Regions from separate parts of the Homo sapiens genome. Here region 1 is linked to region 2. Evidence: read pairs that join two places in POLR2A ChIA-PET (ENCODE). Cell type or tissue: HepG2. All regions are shown on one strand. Links, peaks and the distances in the headings refer to the core of each region. The heading gives the core; the rest is flanking DNA.

What was found. Peaks named below come from ENCODE experiments on the same cell type or tissue, not always from the same donor. Only the 100,000 strongest peaks of a DNase experiment are listed, where the experiment ranks them.
Region 1: POLR2A ChIA-PET joins it to region 2 with 6 read pairs; 2 of 35 experiments call an interaction of 5 or more read pairs at or near these places.

The regions. Positions count from the first base shown.
Region 1 is chr6:108,600,698-108,606,079 of GRCh38, reverse strand. All of the region lies in intron 1 of FOXO3 (forkhead box O3), which reads right to left. Among named protein-coding and RNA genes, the nearest start is that of FOXO3, 42 kb to the right of the region's middle. In HepG2, for the core only: no CTCF peak of the experiment used is centred there; no DNase peak of the experiment used is centred there.
Region 2 is chr6:108,726,769-108,732,150 of GRCh38, reverse strand. No RefSeq gene overlaps it. Among named protein-coding and RNA genes, the nearest start is that of LINC00222, 22 kb to the left of the region's middle. RefSeq lists enhancers at 1-365, 700-1,627. In HepG2, for the core only: a CTCF peak has its summit at 3,165 (motif pointing right); a DNase peak (open chromatin) is centred at 3,050.

The sequences.
Region 1 (5,382 bases), core at 67-5,066, 130 kb after region 2:
TGTTTCGCACCAAAGTTTCTTTGTGGCACAAACTATTTTAATTTACTTGTAACTCTTACATAAAAACCTCCAAAGCATTTTACCAATGACAATTTGCAAAGCAATTAACTATCCAGGATCACATGCTCACATGACAAAATAAAACTTTTTTTGGTCTTTTGAGTGATTTGAAAGCACTACATTGAACAAAATAATTGGATCTTGTGACTTCTCCCTTCAACCTAATTTTCATCTAATTTGCTGTCCTACATGCGAATTTGCCTCATGCTGCATTTCCATGCCTCCCTCTCAGAACTGTTCAGCCTCCTGGCCTGTTCCCTTGCTTTATCTAAGCAGGTAATCAAAACAAGAAACATCTTGATATTCCCTGTGCTAACACAAAACAAAACAAACAAATCTTTCCCTTCTAGGATAATTCTAATCATCCCTGAACCATTTCTGAAATCAGACCTGTAATCCCACTCTTTATTTACCAGAAGTGTCATTTGAGGCAAGCTTTTAATTGATCTAGGCCTGTTTCTTTTTCTGAGAAATGAGCAACTTCCAAGGTATAGATTAGAAATACTGTATGTAAAAGACACAGTAGTGTCAGACACATAGTGAATGCTCAGAAATTATTAATAGTTTTCAAAATCGCAAAAATAAAATGAAAAAAAATAGTAGGACTGGGCGCGGTGGCTCACACCTGTAATCCCAGCACTTTGGGAGGTCAAGGCAGGCAGATCACAAGGTCAGGAGTTCGAGACCAGCCTGGCCAATATGGTGAAACCCCATCTCTACTAAACATACAAAAATTATCCAGGTGTGGTGGTGGGCGTCTGTAGTTCCAGTTACTCGGGAGGCTGAGGCAGAAAAACTGCTTGAACCTGGGAGGCGGAGGTTGCAGTGAGCTGAGATTGTGCCACTGCACTCCAGCCTGGGTGACAGAATGAGACTCCGTCTCAGGGAAAAAAAAAGAAAAGTTAGTATTAGATATAAGGATACCCATGATAAAGAGTGTGACTATGAACTTCATTTATCTCAACTAAAAAGTTTATTTTGGCCTAAGCAACATCTTAAGCTTAAAAATAAAAATTAATAAAGCCAAGAGGCCACATCCTGTGGTGGAACAGTATAAAGTAAATTTGCAAAACAGAAACATTTGACTTCAAATACCTTTTTCTCTCTTCTTATAGGGCCTTTACACTCCATAAGTGAGCCAAGTCACAAAACGGGAAGGCTTAGAATCACCAAACTCATGACATTCAGATGCCCCACGTGAAGGCATCTCCATAAGGATAAACTTAAGCTTAGACAATCCTTCAAATACTTAAAAAAGGGTCCAAACCAAACAAACTGAAAAGCAAAAAGCAACAAGGAAAAAAAAAACCCAACCTTCAAAAAGTTGAGGGGGCCTGAAACATCCAAACTGGCTGTTTTCTTTGGCTGCATTCACTGGTTGTTGTTCAAATTCAGTTCTAGTAGAGACTCTAACACTGTAACACTTATTTCTTGTTAAAACATAATAATGAACAAGAAAGCAAACTGATTATTCCTTGTTCACAAATGTCAGTGTCAGAAGTAATATTACATACTAATAAGTCATATAACATTTCTACTCATTTCAGGCAAAGGCACGTCGCTGTTAAATTACCTTTAAATTCGAAAAGAAAAAAAATATATCAGGAAGTTCTTCTACACAATCATCCAAAGGTATAATAAGCCATAAAAACTTAACCTGCCACTGAAGAGGGCAAAGGAACCCAATGACTTTCACCTCATTTAGTCACCAAGAAATGTATTAACAGTGCGTACTGTCGTTTTCCAGTTTTTCTTTATTACTTATTTCATTCACCATAATTCCAAATTTTAATGACCATATCTTTCCTAAAATATCTACATAAAAATCTTGATTATTTAAGAGTAAAAAGTTGGTTTCTCCTCTAGCTACTTCTGACCTCTTCAATAAATTGTGCCTGATGCTGCCTCCTTTCCTTCCAACCACTCACATTAGAATCCTTTTAGTCAAAGTAGTCTGAGGCTGCAGTTGTTTGCAGGATGTGATCATCCTCAATACCATATTATTTCAGAGTAGCTTAAGTCACCATTCCTAGGCAATTTCATAGTAAAAAAATTATTCTAGGAATTCCTGGACCTATAGATATTTCCAAGATCATTACAAAAATACTTCTTTTTAAATAAAAAAAAATTGTCTAATGTACCATGCTGGGAAATTTTTATTTAAAAAATAGAACTAAACTCTTGAGCTTCAATAATGCTGTCAGATAGATTCTCAGGGCCTTCTACTGCCCTCAAGGAAATGATGGCACACCCTCAGTTTGGGAAAGGCTGTCCAGGATTAGTTCAAAGAAGATGCTCTACCCAAAACCCCAACAATGATTCCCTCCTCTCCCCATTAGCAGAGTCCTATCCTCTTTATATCAAGTTCCTCTGGAAATCAGGTTATATTTAATACCTGGAGATCCTCAACTTGTTCTTCAATACTGTATTTTCTTTCCTAGGCCAAAATGTGCGTAAATTTTCTAGACACTTAAAGTTAAAATCACCAATACCATAAGAATCATGATAAACTGGAAAATATGACAAGGAAAAAAAGGAGGGTCCTTTATCATCCCCGAGAAAGTGAAAAGTTTTCATGGCTGATGCTTTACTTGATCCACTTGTTTAATTACACTCATTAGTCTTTAGCTGCAAACATGTAGAAGGTACTTGAATGACTGAATGAATAATTGATTATAAACTTTTAAAAAGAGAAATGCCAGATTCTGCTAGTCTCCTTTATTCATTTATTTGTAAGAATGGGATCCTTCTTTGTCACAGGACACTAATTCAGCACCAGAGAAGTTACTGAGCACAACCTCATCGAAGTCATCCTACCTTCTACTGAAGTGATGAACAGTACAACCATTTTTTGCTGAAACTGGCCTGATTCACCTTAAAAATGGTACCACAGGTAAAAAAGAAAAAAAAAAACTACAGATGAAAACACAAAAAGTGAGGGAAAAAAAGTCTTACATTGAATGAATGTCAGTTTGCCATATTCCACCAGAAAGTAATTTTCAATCCAAAGATTTTTATCTCAGAAAATATAGTATATTTTCCAAGTTTTAGTAGATATGTTATTAACCCTATCTTATTCCTTTCAAAGTTACTGCCTAGTCACAGACAGAAACACTAAAACACTTCAGCATAAAGAGGGAAGAAAAGTATCTCCTACTCTACCTTGTCTTAGCAGTTCCATTAAAAGACCACTTAACTCTCAGCTCTAAGAGCTTCAAAATAGGTTCCTATAATACAAAACACACAGAAAGACACATGTACACAATCATCTATATTGCTTATATTAATCGGCCTTTATAAAAAGTTATCCACATCTATTATAAAAAAATAACCTTTGTTAATAATAAAAGGTTTTTTTTTTTGGTTTGGTTTTAATGCTATTGCTTATGACAGCACACTTGCCTCCTTCTGGATAAATATGAGGGACAAATAACAGACAGCAGCAACATACAAAAACTCAGTGATTTCCTGTAATTCTTTACCCCATTCTAGACCAAATCCTCTGAGGTTCTATGAAGCTGCAGAGTCCCAAACTTCACGCAAAAAACAAGATCTTGGTGGCATCTCTGTTACTCTGAAAGATCTTCTTAGGCCAAGTGGGATTGGAAAACTTACAGTGAAGCTTTAGGTTATGCTGCTACAGGCGTATGGCAGAAATTTACAAAGATTTTTTAAAGTAATAATGCTCTGTGTTGGCAAGGGTATGAGAATGGGCACTTTCATACATTGATGGTAGGAGTTTAGGAAGATTTTAGGAAAGAAAAAAAAGAGTGACTAGAAAAAGCAAAGCTTTAAAATTCTGTATGCTCTCAGACATCAATTCCACTTCTAGAAATAAAAGTAGATATACATTAAGATTTACCTAAAATATTTTCATCAGTGATATTTATAACAGCAGAAAAACTAGGGGGAAAAACCCTTAACAACCCATTTAGAAGAAATCAGCTAAATTAATGAAATATTTATTTCATACAATGAAATATTTTGCCATCATTAAAATGAAGTCATTGGGCATTTATCCCAGAAAAATGAAAATTTACGTTCACATAAAAACCTGTAAATTAATATTCATAGCACAAGGCTTTATTCAAAATAGCCCCAAACTGAAAACAACCCAAATGTCCATTGAGTGATGAGTGAATAAATAAAATGTAACCTAGCCATACAGTGGAACACTACTGAGTAACAAACAGGAACACACTACTGAGATGTGTAACAACTTGGATCCAGGAAATCAGGCTTAATGGAAAAAGTCAATCCCAAAAATCCATATACTGTATGATATAACATGATCACTTATGTAACATTCTTGAAATGACAAAATTATAAAAATGAAGAGCAGATTAATGGTTGCCAGGGGTCAAGTTAGGCAGGGGAAAGGAGGTAGCTGTTGCTATAAGACAGCAATAGAAGGGGGGCTGGGTGCGGTGGCTCACCCCTCTAATCCCAGCCCTTTGGGAGGCCAAGGCAGGTGGATCACCTGAGATCGGGAGTTTAAGACCAGCCTGGCCAACATGGTGAAACTCCGTCTCTACTAAAAATACAAAAATTAGCCGGGCAAGGTGGTGGGCGCCTGTAATCCCAGCTACTCGGGAGGGTGAGGCAGGAGAATCACTTGAAACCAGGAGGCGGAGGCTGCAGTGAGCCGAGATTGTGCCATTGCACTCCAGCCTAGGCAACAGAGCAAGACTCTGTCTCAAAAATAAAATAATAAAAATAAAATGTTTTAAAAAGCACTAGGACACCTTGGGAGGCCGAGGTGGGTGGATCACAAGGTCAGGAGATCGAGACCATCCCGGCTAACACAGTGAAACCCCGTCTCTACTAAAAATGCAAAAAAAAAAATTAGCCGGGCATGGTGGCAGGTGCCTGTAGTCCCACCTACTGGGGAGGCTGAGGCAGGAGAATGGAGTGAACCCCAGAGGCGGAGCTTGCAGTGAGCTGAGATTGCGCCACTGCACTCCAGCCTGGCGGACAGAGCAAGACTCCGTCAGAAAAAAAAAAGACAATAGGAAGGATCCTTGCAGTGATAAGAAATGTTCTGTATCTTGACAGTATCAATGTCAGTATATCCTGGTTGTGTGAACTACAGTTTTGCAATATATTAACACAAGGGGAACTAGATAATGGTACATGGGATGTCTCTGCATTATTTCCCACAACTTCTACAATTATTTAAAAATAAGATGTTTGAAGTCATTGATGATTATTTAATGACATAAAAGTATTCATAATCCTTCTTCCCTTATAAAAATTAGCCAAGACATTCAACCACAAAGTACCTGAGGCTTAAGTGAAAACCAGATTTTAAAATCTTACTTA
Region 2 (5,382 bases), core at 221-5,220:
TTTTAATCCCACCAATAGCAGGAAGGAGGTATGAGCCTCATCTGCAGCTCAGGATGATTAGGGGACAAGTCTGGGGTCATGTGCTGGTAAGGGAAAGAATGTGGACTCAATCTCACGTGGCCTGGCTCCAAAACCCGTCCATTTGCTAATTTAGTTTAAACCACCGGTTTTTTAACTTAAAAATTTTGTTTCTGAACGTTGAAAATGAATATAAAATTCAATGTGCTTCTCTGTACTCTCTTAGCAACTTCCTGTGAATCTATAATTATTTCAAAATAAAAAGTTTAAAACAATCCTATGTGGAGCCTGAATGTATAAAATGTATCACTGAGATGCTGTGAGAGTCCAGGGCAGTGGTTTCTTTCTGGGGTGGTGTTGAAAGGCAGCAGTGAGGGGTGGCCCTGTTTCTGGATCTGGGCTGGTTCTGCAGATGTGTTCTGTTTGTAAAAGTTCATCGAGCTGTGCATTTGTGATTGGTGCACTTTTCTGTATAAATGTAAAACTTTAAAAGTTGAAAATATATCAAAATGGAGATGCTCTAGTTGAACAGGAAGAGGGGTTCGATGTGCTCAGCTTCTTCCCCCACACCCCTCCACTTAACCCTCTCAGGACCCCAGGGTTCTGGGAGCACGCTCTGGAGTCTGGGTTCTGATTTCTCTTATATAATACAGGTGGCTGGGTCAGAGGACCTCAGCTCTCCAGTCCCCGCCCCAAGTGTTCTATTGTCATTTCCCATTATTCAGTTACAAACCATAGCCCATTGACGGTGAAAACCACCATTCAAATGTCCAAAAAGAAGAACATTAATCCTGGGTGTGGAGGACCCCACACAGGTCGCTGTGTGTAAAAGAGACAGCAGGCTCTCGGTCTCCCACTTGGGCAGGGCAGCCTTATACTGAAAGAATAAACTTCAAGTGAAGAATTCCCAAAGACAACTCGGCAAGAAAAGGCTTTTATGCCTTGAAAGGAATTGAATCAGACTTATAATCACAGAGAGCTGGAAATCACATCCATTCAGCATGTTCTGCAAATGAAAGGCAACTGACAATGTAAAACAAACAAACAAAACTCACTCGCATTCTCAGTTGACATGTCCTGTTTTCACCTCATTTGGCTTCTTGGAAGATTTCTGGGTTGAATGTGCACTTTGGAGCAGCATGCCTGAGCCAGGTCGTTTTTCCCCTCCTGCTTGGAGGATGTGGCGAACATATTTTCCTTTCATTCGCCGAGTTAGTTTCTGGTGTTACCTGCCCACTACTGTACCTGGAGTCAGCAGTAGCTGCCAACCCATAGCTAAGGGCAGAAGTTAGCCCAGTGTGAGGTTAATTGGACCAAATTAAAGCCATTACGGTTTAACAGGCTCTCTATTGGAGGAATGCTTAAGTGGGCTCCCCCGGGACTTGGGAAATTTGGAAGTGAAGTGGTTTTTGCTATTTGCAGTAGCTGCATCTCCCGTTTTATTTGTCAAACTGCTACTCTGCAGACTGCTGTGGGGTGAAGTTGTTAGACAAAGGAGAATCTTTTCTTTCTTTCTTTCTTTTTTTTTTTTTTTTGAGACGGAGTGTCACTCAGGCTGGAGTGCAATGGCACAATCTCAGCTCACTGCACCCTCTGTCTCCTGGGTTCAAGTGATTCTCCTGCCTCAGCCTCCCGAGTACCTGGGATTACAGGTGCGCACCATCACACCTTGCTAATTTTTGTATTTGTTTATTAGTAGAGACAGTGTTTTGCCATATTGACCAGGCTGGTCTCGAACTTCTGACCTCAGGTGATCCACCCGTCTTGGTCTCCCAAAATGCTGGGATTACAGGCTCAAGCCACCACGCTCGGCCAGGAGAATCTTTTATATGATCCTGTTTCCAGAAGAGGCTATCCTCTGAGGAGTTTAGGAAATGATAGAGTGAATCAGACTAATAACCCCACTGAGGAGATGAGGCGAAAGAGGAATAAGGCATGCAAGGGTCAGGGTCTCCTGCTTGGTGACATAGCTTTTCTGGGAGGATCTTTTCAGTTCAATGCTACCCTACCTAATCCCAAGGAAAGCAGAGTTTTAGTTCACTGAATTTTCAGGCTGAGTAGAAAATTCCTTTTTGATACAGCACTTGTTGCTGGAGAGCCACGTACTCTGTGATGTCCTCTCAGGACCCTTTCCACCCTGGGGCTCCTCCTCTGCTGAAGCAGGGCTGGCAGTTTCCAATTGATCAAAGTATAAGTAGCCAACGGCAGCTCACAACTCTCATGACAAATGCCAACCCCATCTTAGATAACATTCACCAGAGGGTTGCATCGGGTTAGGAAGGTGATAGTGTGGTGGTCCCTCTGTGCTTTCAGGACACTGGGCTTGTGGGGTACAATCTAGGGTGGCTTTTTTTTTTCTGAGATGGAGTCTCACTCTATTGCCAGGCTGGAGTGCAATGGTGCAATCTCGGCTCACTGCAACCTCCACCTCCCGGGTTCAAGCAATTCTCCTGCCTGAGCCTCCTGAATAGCTGGGACTACAGATGCCCGCCACCACGCCCAGCTAATTTTTGTATTTTTAGTAGAGACAGGGTTTCACCATGTTGGCCAGGATGGTCTCGATCTCTTGACCTTGTGATTAGGGTGGCTTTTTAAAAAAGTAACTCTGACAGAATCCTTCCAGAAAACAGAACAGCATGGTAAAGCCTCTGGGCACTGTGTCAGCTGAAAAGAATGGGGATGTGTAGCCTAGGGAAGAGAGAAACTCTCTGGGAGGGAGGCAAGGATGTGGCCCCTGGGGGAAGAGCTATGACCCCAGGTGGCATCTCCAATGGGAGATGGTTCAATTCCCAGCTCCTACATAGGGTTTTCCTATGTCCTAGTCAGTAATTTAAACACAATCCCTACTGTAAACTCATTGGATGCTCACAACCACCTTATGACGGTACTGTGATTATCATCCTCATTTTACAGATGTAGAAACCAGCACACAGAAGTTAAATACCTTCCCAAAGTAACAATGCTATTAATGAGAGAGTTGGAATTTGGACCCGGCTTTCTTACTAGCCCGGAGTTTCTCAACCTCAGTACTATTGACATTGGAGGCTGGAGAATTCTTTGTTGTAGGGGGACCCTGTCCTCCCTCTCCTTGCATTATAGGATGTTCAGTGGCATCCCTGGCTTCCACCCACCAGATGCCAGTAGTACTCCCCTGTTGTGACAGTCGGATGTCTCCAGACGTTGCCAATGCTCCCTGGAGGGCAGAATCGCCTTTAGTTAAGAAGCACTAAGTGCCTCCCGAGATGGGCCAGCCTGTCTCCTGTAGGAGCAGGAACGCCTGCTGCTGCCTTCCTAGTGCAGGGGCCACTGAGGCCCCCTACACTCTCAACACTTTCTGACGTGCCTCCTAACTGAATGGGGGAGGGGAGATTTTACCGGACCCTCCTTCTGCCTAGAGACGTTCTGGCCCCTAGAGATTGTTTGATTTTTAACATTTCCAACATTTCCTAATGTTATTGTCATTTGCCTCTCTGTCCCCAAATTAAAGGCCAAAGAATCATTCTGATTTTGTGGGGCAAAACCTGAGGGAAAGCCTAAAGTTTACCTAGCACTTTACATATTTATTCAGTTTAATCCTCACAGTCATCGTACTGAGGGAGATATCCCCATTGTAAAGATGAGAAAACTGAGGCTTAGAAAGCTTAGTTAGTTGCCCAAGGTCATAGCTATAAGTAATGGAGCCAAGGTTTGCAGCCAGATCTGTCCACACCAAAATCGGTATGCTTTTATGAGGGGCGAGGATTAGGGCAGACACTCAGAGCTGAGCTCAGAAACACGATGCTCACAGTGACACACCAAGACAAGAAGAGCCTGAGCTGGAGAAGCAGGGATAGGGGACAAGAGGTGTGAGACAGCTTAGGGTCACAGCACGTGACAAGGGAGGCCAGGGTTGAGGAGTGCATTTGGGGGCCGTGTATGCAGGCCACTCCCTTGTGCCCCTGAGGCCCTGCCTTCCCTCCCCTGGGCTGCCATCCCCTTCTGCCTCCAAGTCCCCCTCCAGCTCCCAGAGCAATCTAGTAAAACCACAAATCCGACCACAACCCTCGCTGCTCTAAATCCTCCATCGCTGCCCTTCTCTCAGACCAAACGCCCAAATCGTGCAAGGCCAGACTCACCCAGCCCTCTGGGCTCCCTGGCCGTGTGCTCGCCTGTCCCTGTACACACTCCTCCTCCTTGCAATCCTTGGAACCCCACACTCCTTCTCTAAGCACAGCTCTGTGTGTCAAATCAAGACTTTGAACGGGATATTTGTGAGTATATAAGTCTCACAGCCTTTCTTTATTGTTTAAGCTCCAGGTGGCCAAGTCATCTCCTCCCATCATCTATCCCTTGTGGGACCGACATGGTGCCTGTCACATTGTAGGACTCAATAGATATTTGCTGAATATATATTTAACAAGCTTGTAATTTATGTTGTCATCTAAGTCACAGTTGAAAATGCCAAGCAGAAGTAGGCCAAAGCGGAAGGGTGGCTGCCAGCAGATAGCACCCTCTGGGTGATGTCAGGCCCCTCATCTGTACCACCTGGGTCATTCAACCCCCAGCGCCATCCTCCTGTATCTTCACGTGGCCTATGCACCTTGGCACCTCCAAGTCTTGTTCACCAGGGCACCACACAAGTGCCCCAAATGCCTACTAACCTCCCTTCAGCCTATGTCTACACACCCCTTTTCTTTCCCAAGCCAAGAAGCTTTAGGAGAGGAGAATGCACCTAGTCTTGATGGCCCCTCTTAGCTTTTAGTAGTTCCTCTTCCTTAGGTTCTCAAAAGCCTCTCATGATTTTACTGCTTGATGATTTGGCCCTTAGGAAACCAGGAGCAGGCTCTGAAAAAATGGGCCCAGGACAGGTGGAGTTTTTTTCAGTGTTATTAAGGCATGATTGACATTCAACAAGCTGCAAAAAGTAAAATTGTACAATTTGATGAGTTTTAGCAAATTACCATGATCAATATAGTGAAAATTTCCATCACCTCCAAAAGTTTCCCTGTGCCTTGTGTAATCTATCCCTGTCTGCACTGCATACTCAGCAGCCACTCATCTGCTTTCTATCACTACAGATTAGTGTAGATTTAAAAAAACTGTAAATAAATGGAAACATACTGTGTGTGTACTTGGGGGTAGTGTCTCATATCTTTGACTCAACATGATGCTTTTAGGATTGATCCACGCTGTTGCATGCAGTGACAGTTTGTTCCTTGTTATCACTAGTCACATTCGGTTATAGGTTATATTGATACGCAGCCGTCCCCTCTTATCCACGGTCTCACCTTCCCTGGTTTCAGTTACCAGCAGTACGGTACTATAAGCTACTTGGAGAGAGAGAGAGAGAGAAGAGGCCACATTCACATAATTTTATTTATTTAT